Linked DNA regions of Homo sapiens: region 1 is linked to region 2. The links are chromatin loops, found by intact Hi-C in ENCODE. Cell type or tissue: PC-3. All regions are shown on one strand.

Region 1 (2,500 bases), 130 kb before region 2:
CTGAGTCTTGTCAAGCCTTCAGTAGGGGAGCAACACAGGTGAATTAATAAGGCCAAGGAGACACGTTTAAAGAAAAGGGAAGAGAAGGGGAGCTATTTGCCCAGAAAACAGTGATTTGAAGAAAACCAGTCTGGAAGTGTATGATGAGGGTACATTTTATAAAAGATTACAGCAGCTGCTTTGCCTTGCCATGAAATAAACAAATAAGAATTAATTTTTAGAAGCGGTTATAATAACTTTAAATGAGGAGTGTTGCTACCTATAATTGATTGTAAGGGGAATTGGGCTTTTAAATATAATACTGGGTTAAGTACACATTCTTCTGAGACCCTGTCAGCAGAATGCTGATGTTTGTAATTGGAAAAGAGAATGTCTCTTAAGGATCTCTTTAACTAGTCAGCCTAAAACACAGATTCTCATCCTCAACTAGAATGCTATTCCTATTCACAAAAACCTGGGGAACATGATCACATTAATGCCCAAGAGATTTATAGCAAGAATAAGAGCAAAAGAAAATCTATGTATTTTTGAAGACATGGACTTCCCTAGTGGATATGTTTTCAGATTCTAAGAGTTAGAGGTAAAAATAAATTTTTAAAGTTTATTTTTTTAAAGTTACTTTATTATTTGTATCTACTTTGGTAAAATTCCAAAATAAGACAGTGATTTCTACTGTTTTGGTTAACTTTTGCCTTCCTCATACTCTCTGTGAGTATTCTAAATTTGAGACTGTTGGTGATAAATCAATTTCCTGAGAACACTTTAGCTAATATTAAAACTTAATATATATGGTTATTATTTTTAAAGTTTACTTTTTTCATGTTTACATTGTAAAAAATAAATGACTGAAATTTAGGTAACATGAGGAGAGCAATATTCTGAAAAATGAGGTGAAGTACCAATTTAATGTTTAGATAAGGACCAAAATTTCTTTAGAATAACTTTTATTTAAAGACATATCAAATTTAAGACATTATTATGACATTGTCAATTTGAATAAGATTGGTTTTTAATCTATGGCTAGAGAAAATTTATAAAAGAGCCAACAGTCTCTAGTTTGTAGTTTTATCCAATTTTACTTTTCATTCCTTTCGAGGGTAATTTCATTACATTCTATCCAGCAAACAGGAGATGGCAGCATTACTTCAGCCGTTCAAAAAGACACTCAATCCCTTCTGAAAAGAGAAGGCTGGGAGCTGATGGAGAGTAGAGATTTAGCAGCAGGTGCTACAATGTACATAGAACAGAGGAATGTATGTTTCCTATGTAGGGTACATAGGAAACAAATGTGAAATAAAACTGTTTAATGCCTCTGAATGCTGCAGATTTTTACGCATATTTTCCAGTGTAACAGGCCCTTCCCCTGTAAAAGTGAAATGGGTCAGATGTTGAGATTTTTATGGGATTTAGAAAGCTGTGCATGCATAACAAAGAGCTTGGCTCTACAGCTGTAGGATTTTTAATCTCTGTTTTTTTATGGAGTAGTAATTTTCTAAGAACACTAGACACTCATTTTCTTTATTTCTTCTCAAATTTCTAAGCATACATTAATAATAATATGGAACTTGGGTCTCAGGTCAAAAAAATACATACATGATCCAAACTACTGATATCTGCTACAACTGTTAATGCAGGAGATAAAATATTAGATTGGTAAATCCATGGACCTCAAGGCCTCAGCTCGTTTTTCATGTCAATTGGATACCTCTCCTTGAGGAAGCAACTTCTAAGGAACACAGATCTGTAATATACAAACTGGGTTTATTTTGTTGAATTTTTTTATATATCTGTAAATAAATTTACTTATGTTTTGTTTGTGAAAAATTTGGAATAGTCTTTCTTAGCTTCTTTCAGGAAATCTAACCAGCCACTTGGAAAATCAAAAATTTTATTAACTTTAAGTAAAAGAAGAGAAATAAAGGCCTAAATAGAAGTTTCCTTGATGCTGATATTAGACCTTTAACCCTGGTTAAGGAAGAAAAGATTCAAAGAATTATTCAAAAATTCAAAGAAAAGATTTAAAAATTGTCTCCATTCTTTGAATGGAGACTTGCCTTCCAGCCTTTATCTTCATTTTAAATTCTATATTCTTAGGAGCCTTGTTTAGGAGATATTTCTCCAAACCCTATTTTTAAAATGTGGATTTTTGTTGTTCATTTTAACTAACATCTGAGCTTTAATTTCCTCATATCTGCACATAATCTGCTTCAGGCTATGATTGCTTTTTTTTTTCTCTTTTGAGAAAGCAACCTTTCCATGTTGGCATAAATTTGACTTGTATGTACTAAGCAGAACATTTTATTAATATGCTAACCATTTTTCCATTAAAATCCAAGGCTATCACATACATAAATATAGCTTTTATGGGTTCACCAGAGATTCAAACGTGAACCTGAAATTTAGTCTACCACTTGGCAGCTTATGTCAACTGGCAGGGCTACTATATCAGAAATAATGACTTGAGTGTGAGTTTGAATAAATGAAAACCATAGATGTTTAA
Region 2 (2,500 bases):
TAAAACTTGAAATTTGAAAAACTTTAATTCTCACTGATGCCCAACAGAATTTGATGTGGCTTAACGGAAAATCATTAACACAAGAGTAAGAGGAAAAGGACCAAGCCATGGGGGAGAAAAGAAGGGAATTTGTTGTTGTTGCTCTGTTTGTTTTGTTTTTTGTTTTGTTTTGTTTTGAAATAATTGAAGATCGAACATTGAATTTTCACCCCAGGGAATTTCTACATAATGACAAAATTTGTTTAATTGTGGGATTAATAGGGGGCTCAAAAGTCTTTTACTTGGAAACTGCTGAGCCTGGCGAGCAGTGACTATCAGCAGTTACCATCTGACAGTTATTCTGTGGCTTAAGGAAAATGGCTTGTGGTCGCAGTCCAATTCCTGCTGGACAGGTATCCGCATCATAAGAAACCACCACTAAATTTGGCACCTAGACGAACTATTATTGGCAGCAGAGAAAGAAGGCCTGAATCAGCATTCGGATTTGAGAGCCCTGACCATCTAACCTGGTCACTCCAGGTCAGGACTGAGAGTGGCGTGTTTGCAGGGTTTAAAGTGGGAACATTTAAGGGATTATTGCCTGATGCCATTTGACGGTCTATGAATAAAATGATTATTCAGATATCTAGCGTTTCCCATCTGGCACATTTTTATGTACTTAATTGCATCAAGAGAAGGAAACCCCCCGCCCCCTTATATTGAATATGATCTTTTATCAGCCTCTTAAAAAATACAAGCAGATACTGCAGGCACTATTACTATGTAACAGTGTATTCAAGTACTCAAGGTTGTTTTAAATAGTCATTGTGCTGACAGAGCTCACATTTTTACAGAATGACAAAGCGATGATGAGGAAAAGCAAAGAAATCCATGCCAAAGGGCCATTCAGCAGTGAAAGCATGGCTTTTAGTGAGCTTGCACGTTCGTAGGCAGTTTACTACTGACCACCTCAAGGGCAGCAGAGGCCCCATGGTGGTTCTATCCAAAGAGTGGAATTCTCAAGGCTTTATTTGCCTTAAACTTGATGTCCTAGTAGACCTGATATCTACTGCAGAGAAGTATAAATGGCTTATTCTTCCAGTAGGAGCTCACTTTGTTTCCTTCACTCCTCTATACCTGGTTGCTTTTAGTCAACACACAGTAAAATACACCCTTGAATGGAGAGAGTATACTAATGGATCAAAGGTGTTCCAAGGGCATTGCCACCAATATGTCAACAGTAGGATTTACCTGGCCCAGGGGGCCCGCCAGTCATTTAACAGGGTAGCAGTCTGGGGTGCCAATAGGCTCTGCAGCATTGTAGCTAAGGCTGACCTCAGTAGGGTGGTGCACCTCCTGCTGGTCAATAAATGAGGTAAATTTAATGGCAGCCTTTGAGGTGAACCAATGTTTTATTCCTTGGCCAAGGCTGAAAACGTGGCTGGCCATAAGGAGGAGAGGGTGATATTTAGGAGCGTGGAGAGGCAGGCAAAGTGCTCGTAAAGACCTTGGAAAATGCTTATAAACGTGGTTGAAAAGAGACAAGGCATTGGAAACAAAAGCAGATTTTCCAAACCAAATCTCTGAGATGCAATTATATATATTTTTTTTCTGGAAACAAGCTCTGGTTGAACCGTGTGGTACAACTGTTAACAGCCTTTTGCCAGAAGGAGTCAAGTAAACATGGCAAAGAAATGTTTTTCTCCTTTAGGGAATATTCACTTTTCTCTTTCCTATGACTTTTTTTTTTTCTTTTAGCCCTACCTGGAAATAGTTATAGTTGTTATAATCATATCAAACTAAATTAACGTAATTTAGAATAATTAAAGTTTTGTGGGTTTTTTCCTCTTTCTTTATACTGTATTTACTTAGTTTCTTTGCATAGTCAAAACTTTTGGCATTTGAAATCATTTAAATTAAAAATGTTGTAGATGCTTTTACAGTAAATCAAAGACAATTTTTTTTTACAAAGTTTCAATACACTTCCAAAGTCGCAGCAAGACGATAATTGTAAACAAAAGCAGTAGAACTGATGCAATTAGGGCAAATATAATCTAATTAATAACTTACCTGTAGATGATCGTGATTTGAGGGATTATAAGGACTCACAATAGTTAAAATATATTTACCTGTCATTCCATAACATTAAGAACCTACTTTCTCTCTCTCCCTTTTTTTTTAAATCTAACTTCTGACTTTCAGAGCTTCCTTTGTAAATGATTTTTAAATTGAAGGAAAGGGGTAGGAAAAAGCTCAGTAACCTTTTAATATTTTTTTATTGCTTTAATCTATACCTAGGAAATGTCAGGGTACACATTATCCAATATTTTCTGGGAGTTTTAAATTAGTCAAGTGCACAGGAAGCATTTGGTTTCCACTAAATACCTAAATACTTCCTCTTTTCTTGGTCTATTTTCTCACAATAATAGAAACAGAAGTCCTGGTCATTCGCAAAATCCTTCAACCTAAAGAAAGCTAGATGCTTTATTAGCATCTGATTAATACAGCTGCTTTTTAAAAT

The links. A loop is a pair of places that touch in the nucleus more often than their neighbours do. Peaks named below come from ENCODE experiments on the same cell type or tissue, not always from the same donor. Only the 100,000 strongest peaks of a DNase experiment are listed, where the experiment ranks them.
Region 1: it touches region 2 in a loop (9-fold over the local background); 22 of 110 quality-filtered maps call a loop at or near these places.

What each region holds. Positions count from the first base shown.
Region 1 is chr6:132,829,286-132,831,785 of GRCh38, forward strand. No RefSeq gene overlaps it. Among named protein-coding and RNA genes, the nearest start is that of SNORA33, 13 kb to the left of the region's middle. In PC-3, CTCF peaks have their summits at 1,143 (motif pointing right) and 1,342; no DNase peak of the experiment used is centred here.
Region 2 is chr6:132,960,483-132,962,982 of GRCh38, forward strand. No RefSeq gene overlaps it. Among named protein-coding and RNA genes, the nearest start is that of LINC00326, 130 kb to the right of the region's middle. In PC-3, a CTCF peak has its summit at 1,334 (motif pointing left); DNase peaks (open chromatin) are centred at 409 and 839; H3K4me3 peaks cover 1,434 bases; H3K27ac peaks cover 2,019 bases.